2 separate regions of the Mus musculus genome follow, and region 1 is linked to region 2. A link is a contact called in ENCODE Hi-C or POLR2A ChIA-PET data. All regions are on one chromosome and are shown on one strand. The core of a region is the stretch at or near the end of the contact, and the rest is flanking DNA. Distances in the headings are between cores, read along the strand shown. Region 1 has its middle 23 kb from the start of Fos. Region 2 overlaps Gm38543 (a long non-coding RNA gene).

Region 1 (5,769 bases), core at 2,628-5,127, 42 kb after region 2:
GCCAGGAAGGGAAGCTCATTGGCTAAACACTCAGGGTTGAGCTAGACACCTCACTAGCATGGAGAACCCCAGGTTTGCATGCTAGGGTGTTATGGTCCTCTCAGTAGGGTGTCGTGGTTATGTGTTCCAGATCAGGTTCCAGATCTGGCAGGTTCCAGATCTGGCAGGGAGGGAGCTGCCCTCACGCCTACTGTTCTTAATTCTGAGATGTCCCAGGTTTAGGCTGTCTTAACCTTACCGGTTCTTCTGTCTGGTGACATGGTCCACTTGTTCCACGGGTATGCACCACCACCACCTGGCTGGTTCTTTATTTTTAATTAGTTCTTTATATATTTTGGATATTAATCCTTTGACAGATACATATGTGATTTTCAAATATTTTCTCTCATTCTGTTTGTTATTATCTTATTTTGTTGACAATTTTCCCCTTCTTTAATGATGGGGCTCAAACCCAGGACCTTGCATGTACCTGGCAAACATTCTACCAGTGAGCAACACACGCATCCTAAGAATGTCTTTTTGCTTTTTGTTTTGTTTTTTAAAAAATATTTACTTAATCATTTAATGTATGTGAGTACACTGTCGCTGTCTTCAGACACACCAGAAGAGGGCATTGGATCCCATTACAGATGGTTGTGAGCCACCATGTGGTTGCTGGGAATTGAACTCAGGACCACTGGAAGAGCAGTCAGTGCTCTTAACCACTGAGCCATCTCTCCAGACCCTGTCTTTTTGTTTTTAAGACAGAAACAAAGTTGGACCTTCCTCTAACACTATATCCTAGGTTAATTCTATGTAGGTCTCTCTTTGTAGCCTTGACTGGCCTGGAACTCACTATGTAGACCAGGCTGGCCTTGAACTCACAAAGCTGCTTCCTGGGTGCTGGGGACTAAAGGCGTGTACCACCGTGCGGGGCCCAATGCCAACTTTTGCCTTATGTTTGCTTCTAATATAGTTTTAGGTCTCAAGCTTAAGTCTTTGTTCTTTTGTGATTTTTTTTTAAAAAAACTTTTGGTACTGGGACTTGAATCCAGGGCCTCCCAATGATAAACACGTTTCCACTGTGTTGCATTCAGAACTCCATTTTGAACTAACTCTAGAATAGTGTTAGAGAAAGGGCCAGCCTTGTCTTTTTGCCTGTGGATATCCCGTCTTGCTAGAGTCAATTGTTAGAAAGACTTTCACTTTTAAAAGATAGAATTTTTTTAAAAAAGCATATTAACTCCTTACGGAATTCTGAGAGCACAGGGTTGAGTTATTGACCCAATTTCTATATTTTCGGCATAGCAGAACCTAGAGGATTCTCTCCCCAGTGAGGGCAACGTAAGACTGTTCTTTCACTCTTGTTAAAAAGCATTTGACCGTTGAATTTATAGTCTATGTCTGCATTGCTATAAAGAGGAAAATGTTAATACTACACATGAAATAGGTTTTTTCTTAAAATTCATTATTATCATTACTACTGTTGTTATTAGTGTATGGGTATGCATGCCTGTGGGGACATTTGTGGAGTAGGTTCTCTTCTCCCCTCTATACATGCATCCAGACATGGAAAGCAGGCCACAGGGCTTGTTTAACAAATGTACCTACTGAGCCATCTTGCCAGCCCTATGCTAAAGATTTTTCTTTTTGTTCTTTTGAGACAGGGTTTCCCAGTATAGCCCTGGCTGTTCTGGAACTCACTTTGTAGACCAGGCTGGCCTCAAACTCAGAAATCCACCTGCATCTGCCTCCCAAGTGCTGGGATTAAAGGCGTATGCCACCACCACCACCGCCTGGCAAAGTTTGTTTGTTTGCTTTTTTAAGATTTATTTATTATTATTTATCTATTATTATATTAGTACACTGTAGCTGTCTTCAGACACACCAGAAGAGGACGTCAGATCTCATTTTGGATCTCCATGTGGTTGCTGGAATTTGAACTCAGGACCTTTGGAAGAGCAGTCAGTGCTCTTAACTGCTGAGCCATCTCTCCAGCCCCAAAGTTTTTTTTTTTTTATCCTTGTGATTTTTAAAATAAATAAAAACAATTGTAAACATTTCCTGAAAAATCCCTCACTCTTTCCACTGGCTATGCTCGTCTGTGACACTTCCAAGATGCTCTCAATGCATTGAGTACAGTCTGCCTTGTTGGCCTGCCCACATTCTGTCAGGTAAGCAACCAAGACCTAAGTGGGCTGGAGGTATTCTATATGTCCCATGCTCCCCACGTGTTCTGTGAAGTGCAGAACACCCAGATCTCCGTGAGATGACGGTAATGTCTCTTTCCTTACACCACACAACTGGTAGGTGGCCGATCAGAGACTTGGACCCGTGGTCTTCGAATGAGGACTGACTGCTGGGTAGCCAGGGAGGCTGGCCTGTCTTGGGGAGGAGGGGGAGACAGGGAGAAGGTTTTGAAGAGAGGGTAACGGCAGAGATGACTCATTGGGGAAAGGCCTTGGGAATTATAAGGTTTGTATGTGTGGATGACATCAGCTTGTCTAGGAGACCAGGAGATACCCCAAGGGGAGGGACTCAAGACCGGAAGCAGAGGGCCAGGGTCAGGGCCAGGGTGTGGGGTTTTGGCTTAAGCCAGTGTTTTTTGGGGGGGGGGAGTCTTCATTTCCTTGAGCTAGGCAATCTTGCCCTAATTCTTCAGTAGATAGTTTATAGCTCTCCTTGATGCATTTGATGCTCAAATGGCTGTCAACTTAGCATTAGTGGGGGAACATGTGTCTATTCAGGTAGTCATTCTAGGGCCAGGTCCCTCAGAGTGCCTGTAATGGGGAGCAGCCAACCATAAGTCTACAAATCCCTTTACAAACTAACCGGGGAGATACTACCAGCAGAGGGCGCTCTTCAGCGAGACAAGGATTGACCCGAACTCTGCTATCTGCCTTGTGCATTGAGAACCGTCCATCCTTCCACTGTGTGGGTTCTGGGCCTCGAACTTGGGTTGTCAGACTTGGTGGCAAGCACCCTCACCTGCTGAGCTGTCCAGCCAGGTCCACTGATTGTTTCTTTATGTTAAAAACCTTCAAGGTTGCCAGGCAGTGGTGGCGCATGCCTTTAATCCCAGCACTTGTTCCAGGCCAGCCTGGTCTACAGAGTGAGTTCCAGGACAGCCAGGGCTACACAGAGAAACCCTGTCTCGAACTCCGTCTCCGTCCCCCCCCCCCCCCGCCCATATCTTCAAGGTTCTTTTAGCCTTTTGAAATATATCATACATTCTTATTTTTGCTATAATTTTCATTTACTTATTTATTATTTATTTATGGTACCGAGGAGAGAACCCAGGATTTTGTACATGTGAAGCAAGTGCTCTATCACTGAGCTACATCCCCATTCCCACAATACCACCGTTCCCTACAGTCTCTGTCCTATGCAACCACACACACCGGAACTTCCTGCTCTTTGCTCTCACGCAGTTCCTGTTGGCCAGAGTTCACCACCCCTTCCTTATTCTTCTCTTGCAGCCTTTGGTATCTCTCATTCCCTTCGCCAACTTCTGAAATGCTTCTTTAGTTTCATTAAACAGCAGGCTGGCCTTTAGTCATGTCTGTGGCATCCTTGAAGCTCACTCAGCTTAATAGTAAGTAGGATTCTGGATTGGAGCTGAGCATAGGGTCAGAGCATTAGTGAATTATTTGATGCCCCACTGGCTTTGTGGCTTCCACTTTGCCCGAGGGGTTACCATGTGTCATCACACTGGCTCTTGGAGATATTATTACCATGCTGGGGAAATCTCCAGGGAGCCAAAAAAATTCCAGGCAGGGAGATAGCTGCCTTCCCTGAATTCAGGGCTTCTGACCTCAGCGCCCCACCCCATCCCCACCACAGCCAATCAGCAAAAGATCTCTCCCAAACTGACAAGCAAAAGAAAACCTTGCAGACAGCTGAGCCCAAACAGACTTGGGTGAGGCTGAGGGGAACATCAGGCGTGGCGTCACCAGTCACCGGCTGTAGGCCAGGCTGTTGCCTGGAGATAGTTTGTTCATTTACCAGTGGACAGCTGAGCCAGTTGGGGGAACCCCAGGAGGAAGGCAGCGCTGGTGCCCAGGGGAGACTGGGTTTCTTTAAGTAATAGAAACCACAGGGAGGGCTTTGCCACTTTCAGAGAGTGCACCTTCTTCACACAGGAGCTGGCAGGAAGCCTAGGGGTTGGAGGTTGAGGGAGACCCTGGCAGGAGAGCCCGTAGCAGCTACAGCACCAAGGAGGGGTGTGGAGAAGCTGGAAGGCCTTCCGAGGAGAGAGGATTCACGGCTGTGTTGGCTTTCTGGGCAAAAGAATCACAGAAGTGTGTGTGTGTGTGTGTGTGTGTGTGTGTGTGTGTGTGTGTGTGTGTGTGTGTGTGTGTGTGTGTGTGTTTGGGGTGTGTATATACAGGTGCATGCATATGGGGTCACAATAATTTTTTAAGACAACTAAAACAACTGTACACACACACCAATAGGGGAGAGAAAGAGTGGACTTTAGAATCTCTGCGGTAGAATGCAGGATACCGGGCTGGAGAGATGGCTCAGTGGGTAAGAGCACCCAACTGCTCTTCCGAAGGTCCAGAGTTCAAATCCCAGCAACCACATGGTGGTTCACAACCATCTGTAACAGAGTTCAAATCCCAGCAACCACATGGTGGTTCACAACCATCTGTAACGAGATCTGACTCCCTCTTCTGGAGTGTCTGAAGACAGCTACAGTGTACTTACATATAATAAATAAATAAATCTTTAAAAAAAAAAAGAATGCAGGATACCTTATGCCCTTCAGGAGTCTGTCTGTCTGTCTGTAGTTATTTGAGACAAGGCTTCTCTATCTAGCCTGGGCTGACCTGGGATACTATATGTAGTAGAGGCTGACCTTAGACTTATCACTCCCCTGCCTCAGCCCCAAGTGCTAGGTCATGAGCCACCAGTATATATATATATATATATATATATATATGAGGCTATGGTATATATATTTTTATTATGACGATGATCACAAATTTGTCGAATGATCTTTTGAGTATTCATATCTGTGGGGGAAAGGTTACTTTAGGACAAACACGACACCTGCTTTCCGGTCCCTGCAGACTGTCAATCAAGAGCAGTCATGTGCCACTGCCCCGCCCTCACCAAACTTTTAACTCTTTGTCTAAACTGTCTGCCAGTGTGCTCCAGGGACCTGCCTTCCTTTGCATCTCCAGATGAGGGTTGTAGACATGAGACACAGCACTGGACTTTTACTTGGATCCCTGGGATCCGAGTTTAGGTCCTCACGCTCCTGTGGCAAGCACTTTACTAACTCCATCATCTCCCCAGCTCCCGCTTTCTCTCCCTCTTCCCTCCTCTCCTCCTCCCCCACCTCCTCCTCTTCTTCCCCCCTCCTCCTTCTGTAAATTTGTTATATTGTTTAGGACAAGCCCATTGCATCCTTGCCCCACCTATTTCTGTCTGCTTGTTTTAGAGATAGGGTCTCATTCTATAGCCCAGGCTGGTCTGGACTTCACCATCCTCCTGTCTCAGTTTTGTAATTACTGGGATGACAGGGATGTGCCACTGTCCCTGGCCAGAATGGTTTCTAATCCTGTGGCCTTCTATTTCTTTCCATCCTTTGTGTTGCAGGCATCCCACTGTGATTCAGCAATCACGCTGGGAAAAATGATACATGTTTGTATCTCATTTTGTGGTCTGAGAACCTGGTAACAGTGTGATGCTGTGCTGGCTAAGACAATCTGCACTCCTTCAGCCAGCACAAGCCAGGGTGAGCCATGTAATCTTGATACATTTGGTGATTATTAAGAGCAG
Region 2 (5,317 bases), core at 2,440-4,939:
TTCAAACACATTCAAATCCTAAAGGCATCCAAGGTTGGGAGGCAGCTGTGCTGGACGTGCGTATTTGCAGGGTCAGGCATGAGGAGAAGGAGGAGGGGCCGGTCCTAAATGACAGCTTCAGATAAATGAGAGTAGTGTACTCCGGGTAGCTCTGAACTCGGGTAGTGCCCTCCCTAGCCCAGAGCAGGTCAGACTCCTCAAACCGCCTGCCCGAGCCTTTCTGCTGTGTGCTCTGGGGCATGTCTCTCTTTGCTTTCTTGGATCCTGAGCCAAGGAGGAAATGTAGGTTAGTCCCAAGAGGCAGGGATGGATCCTCCTTCTTACTTCCTGATGTCAGCACCTTTTCCAGACAGCCTAGCAAATCTCACAAACGATCTTCAAACGCCCACCCCACCCCTCCACCCCTCCACCCCTCCACCCCTCCACCCCTCCACCCCTCCACCCCTCCACCCCTCCACCCCTCCACCCCTCCACCCCTCCACCCCGGTTCATTTTAGTAAGTTTGGGCAGGTGATTAGAACTTCCCGGTGGGGAGGAACGCAGGTAGAGAAGGAATGATCTGGGAGGGAGCACTGGCCACTACGTGGTCAGGGTGGGGGATGGGCAAAGGGTCTGAAAAAGAACATCAGGCCAGCAGCCTGATTCTTTGCAAATACTGCATCCTTGGCATGCTGCTTAACTACCTGAACCTCAGTTTCTTCCACTGTCAAAGCAGACAACAAAGGGTCTCCTCAGCAAAGTCAGAGGGATACAATGTGACAACAGAATACACTATCCTATAGCTATATCTTCTCTCTTCTTGTTGGTGTTTTGCTTAGCATGAAGAATTAGAGGAGAGCTTTTGAGAGATAATCTTTCGGGAAACTATTATTCTTTTTTGTTTGGTTGGTTTTGGTTTTGGTTTTGTTTTTCGAGACAGAGTTTCTCTGTGTACCTCTGGCTATCCTGGAACTTGCTCTCTAGACCAGGCTGACCTGGAACTCAGAAATCTGTCTGCCTCTGCCTCCCAAGTGCTGGGATTAAAGGCGTGCGCAACTACTGCCCAGCTGGAAACTGTTATTCTAACCTAGCCACGATTTTCTTGCGATGATAATAATAAGGATTGCAAGATGTTTTTGTTGTTGTTGTTGCCTACAGGGGATTCTCATGTGTTCTTTCTCACACGGAACAAGAAACTCAATCAAATCTACCTCCAAGCCAGGCCTTTCCACAGACCTGAACTTGCCATTCTGTCTTGCTTCTGCCTTATGTTCTAGGAAGGCAAGGCGGCAAATGATGCTCAGGGAGGTCGGTCTAGCCTGATCCCTGGCTGGATAAAGTAGAAATGACCATCGCGTCCCTGAGAATGACAGAATGGGCAGTTGCTGCCTGACCTAGACTCCTGTAAGAAACAGCCCTCACCTGGCTGTATCTTGGTATTGTCTGGGGGTTTATGTGTAAGAGGACGTTTGTTCCATTCACTATACGTTCCCTCTGTTTGGAGCGGGACAAGAGTTCCAAAATGCTGCCGTGTTGAATTAAAAGCAGAGACCTTTTTTAAAAAAATGTTCTTGGAGATGGGAAGATAGGACAAAGGTTTAGAGAGTGCTGGTTGATGAATAGAGACCTGGAGAGAGCAATAGAGTAGGGAGGGAAGGGAAGGGAAAGAGAGCTGTCTAGAGAAGGGTGCCAAGGAAGTGAGAAAGAGGTGGGTCAGAGGATGGAGCAAGAGGATGGGAAGCAGCACTGTCCACTGCATGGTGAGGATGGGGGGTGAGCTCCCTTTGTGGCTAGGTGCTTAAACGTCTATCGGACGCTCAGTGAAGGGCTATTGCGGGGTAACAGGAAACCCTGAGGTGCTGATAGGTCAAAGATGGAGAAGGCGTAGGGATATGTGTTGGCAGAGGAACCGAAGAATACCAGGCCATTTCCGAAGCCACTCATTTTCCTCGAATTCCTTCTTTATGCCTTCAGTCTCTAAAGCACACTCTCTTATACTCACCCATCTGCTTACATTTTGGGTGCTGTTTTGAGTTTGAGTCTTGCTGTATGGCCAGGGATCTTTGGACTGGGAAATGTGCCTGCTCCGTTTACACGCTGGGATTCCAGGCGCGCGCACCCAATGCCCTACAACGATTGCTTTGAATGCAAGTGAGTAATCTTCTGACTCCCCGGCCCCATAAGGCACCCAAATTTAAATCAAGATGGTGATTATGTATAGTCCTGAGCACTTCAGCCATGTCTTATCACCCAGAACTTGCGTTCTGTTTGGGGGTTGCCTTAAGAGGGTCGACTCTGTTTCTTTCTGTTCTTTGTTGCTTCAATCTTTCTGCAACTGTTTCCAGAGCTGGGTCAAGGGAAAAGAAGAGAGCAAGAGTACAAACACTCCTCATGTTTAGCTGGCTTGTCTCCTTAAGACAGAATTCAGCTTCAGTTGTTGAACTAAACATTTCAGGACTCTCTCGACTTTGCAAATCACAGTTCTCGGGGACTTCTGAGTGTCCTCTCCCTTCAAGGGGGGTCATTTAGGCATCCCTTCCCCCAGGCCTTCAACCAGAGTTCCACGGAATGAATGCCTCGAGTTCTGCTATACGAAAGGCAAAATTTAAACTTTTCCTCTCCTGATTTTCCTTGACTCTGGGGTTAATTCCAACAGTGGGAGTTCTCTAAGCTGGGTTTGATTTTAGCCTCCTGGGCAAGGTAGTTTGGTTAGTGGCTGTTCTGTGGTCTACTGTCTGAGGAGAAGTGGTTAGGGAGGTCACCCAGACAGTTATGGTCCACTGAGGGTGGAGGGAGTGGTCTAGGTTTGGCCTCAGTCTGGAGTCCCAGGCTCACAGACAGATCTTGGCTCAGGACATGAGGCTGAGGCGTGCTGGGACAGCCTAGGGGGTGTCCTGGATTTCCCAGGGCTGGGGAACCCTCGCTGGCCCGGGGGCGGTAGACACTGTTCCAGAATCTGTTCTGGCTCCACTGCCGCCTCAGCACTTTCTAATTACAGCTCCAAACAACAACAGCAGCCTCGGCAGTCATGACAACAGGCCCCGCCCACCAGACCTCCAGCCCAGCTGACAACACGTGATGGCGACGCTCCTCCGCCCCTGGCGCAGAGGGAGGGCGGGGAGGCGAGGAGGAGGAGGAGGAGGGAGGGATGACGTTTGCTCTGTCGTCTCCATGGCTAAAACGCATAGACGTCAACGCCCCCAGTGTTTAGTGTGTAATGTTCTTTGGTCTCTATGGGAACGTCAGGCTGCCCAACACAGGACCCCGGCAACAGGCTTCTGATTGGTCGGAGGCTAGCAGGGGCGGAGCTTCGGCTCCCGCCCGCTCTGCCCGTGTTGCTGTTTTGGTTGTTGTCTCCCAGCTGTTTATTTCTGTAACAGATCTTGGAGGCTGCGGTCTGGATCCCTCGCCAAGAACCAGATCCAGGAGAAAACGTGCTCAACGTGCAGCTCTGCTCCTACTGATTATAGCCCCACAGATGACATCGCTCCATAGTCACACCAAGTCTCCTGTGGGAGTCTTGCTCCTCGTTCTCAGTGTCTGTTACAGCTCGGTATTTTAGTGTCAGGACGTCGGCTCCCAGCCCGCATCTCCGCTCAGCAATGCCATTATCTTCTCAGCCAAGTCCTAGAAATGGGTTGGCTTCCCAGTTAATGCTTTTCATGCTCTCAAAAGCAGTCGGAGCCGTTCATACCCAATTCCTGGATTCAGTGCTACCCCCTGCAGGATCTGGCTCCATTTCCTCCGTCTGGTCCTAATTCTGTGCAATGACATCATTTACCCACATTTCCCACCGAGATGCCCAGATTTCTTCTAGCCGGCGTACATCAAAAAAAATTCCAAATGACCTTGGGTGGATACTTCGGGTTAAGGACTTTTATTATTTTTCTCTCTGTCTGGTAGCAGCCTGCAGTGGCAAATGGGGTGGGATGTAGTGATGTACCCTTGATTTCTCCAAATGAACTAAAACCAAACTGAAGAAAGAGCTACACAGTCACTTTTTACATATTAAAATGCCAGATATTTGATAAATAATACTACCATACCGATGGAGTTAACATTCCAAGACATAATCCACAGAAACTTTTCTACCTGCCTCCCTCAGTTGAGCATTGAAGCCAAGGTCCAGGGCCTTGGGCATATTAGGTGAGCATGCTACCAGAGCCACACATTCCCAGCTTCGTTAAAACTGGAAGCAGTTTTAACTTTACCCTGGACTTCCATCAGTGAAACCAAGTTAGCATCTGTCTAGAGATAACAATCTCTCCTCGGGGCTTTCAGGCAAATCCTGCTATTAAAAAAAAAAAAAAGCCTTAAAATCTTCAGTTCCAGAGTCAGATAGACTGCACTCACCAGCTCGTGCACATACAAGTCTGAGATGTTTCATAAAAGGTTTCGATGACCTGATAACATGTTTTCAAAACCCAGGGAGAGAGACTGACACAGTACAAAGTTAAAAACAAGAAGTTAAATGGCTGGCCTAGTCTTGGGATGGTCAGGGAGCATCAGTCCCTTGGCTCTAATGGGAACCCACCACCTCCTCTCCCTTTCATCTGCCCTGGTGAATATCTTTGCTAATTTCCCTTTGCCCCCTTCTTGGCCTGCCTTACAGCCTGTAATTCCCTTCAGAGATGTGAGTGAAATGAAATGAAATTAGGAACTTGCTTAATGCAAAGAGGACTAAAGGGCACAGCTCTTTATCCTAATGAACTTCATTCTGATTAAGTCAGGAACTGCAAGCGTTTACTATTTACCCAGTAAATGTATTAGAGAGCCCGGCAAGTCTCCCTCCTGTCTTGACTCTGCCAGCGGGTATTTGAAAGTCTGAGATAAGATCGTTTCTCGACCATCATCCATTGCTTTCTAATGCTATTGCTCCTTTCTACATTTCCAGGAATACAGAATGCTGTGGTTTCTAAGAGACAAAATATCTGGGTTATGCCAAGGGGGGGAGTCATGGGGTGGAATTTACACTGCATACTAAAGATGACCTGAAGAGGTGGAAGTGGTGAGGGTGTTCTCCATGTTAGATGAGAACCTGGGGGAGGAGGGTGGTGGCACGTGGTCTCTGAGTGCCTAGATTTAACTCGAGCGCAGGAAGCAGATTTACGACCCTTTCCAAGGTCATTCATTATAGTCAAGCTTCTACGCCTGAGTCCTCTTTTTGTTAGATCCAAACATGACATGGGCATATGTGGCCCAAAGAGTCTCCATTTCAGCACGTCCTCCGTTGATTACAGCTTAATGGTATTGTAAGAGTATGTGCTCATGCGCGAGCACACACACAGACACACACACACGCACAGACACACACTAACATAAACTCTTTCTCTTCCTA

What was found. A loop is a pair of places that touch in the nucleus more often than their neighbours do. ChIA-PET counts read pairs that join two places held with the same protein, here RNA polymerase II (POLR2A).
Region 1: POLR2A ChIA-PET joins it to region 2 with 12 read pairs in Patski. The contact joins two enhancer-like sites. A Hi-C loop is called at or near these places in 14 of 37 maps with a recorded cell type or tissue (T-helper 17 cell, T-helper 2 cell, heart and 3 more). POLR2A ChIA-PET finds 5 or more read pairs at or near these places in 4 of 5 experiments (Patski and embryonic stem cell).

Annotation. Positions count from the first base shown.
Region 1 is chr12:85,494,094-85,499,862 of GRCm38, forward strand. No RefSeq gene overlaps it. Among named protein-coding and RNA genes, the nearest start is that of Fos, 23 kb to the left of the region's middle. Within about 2 kb of position 3,878, at least 2 of the 3 ENCODE cell types and tissues checked have a DNase peak (open chromatin) inside an H3K27ac peak, as active enhancers do; they include heart, where a contact is called at or near this core.
Region 2 is chr12:85,452,246-85,457,562 of GRCm38, forward strand. It overlaps Gm38543 (a long non-coding RNA gene), which reads left to right. Exons shown (of 3, transcript XR_001780659.2): 1 at 1-286; 2 at 2,014-2,130; 3 at 2,978-4,903. Among named protein-coding and RNA genes, the nearest start is that of Gm38543, 2.9 kb to the left of the region's middle. RefSeq lists an enhancer at 2,155-4,044. Within about 2 kb of position 3,690, at least 3 of the 3 ENCODE cell types and tissues checked have a DNase peak (open chromatin) inside an H3K27ac peak, as active enhancers do; they include heart, where a contact is called at or near this core.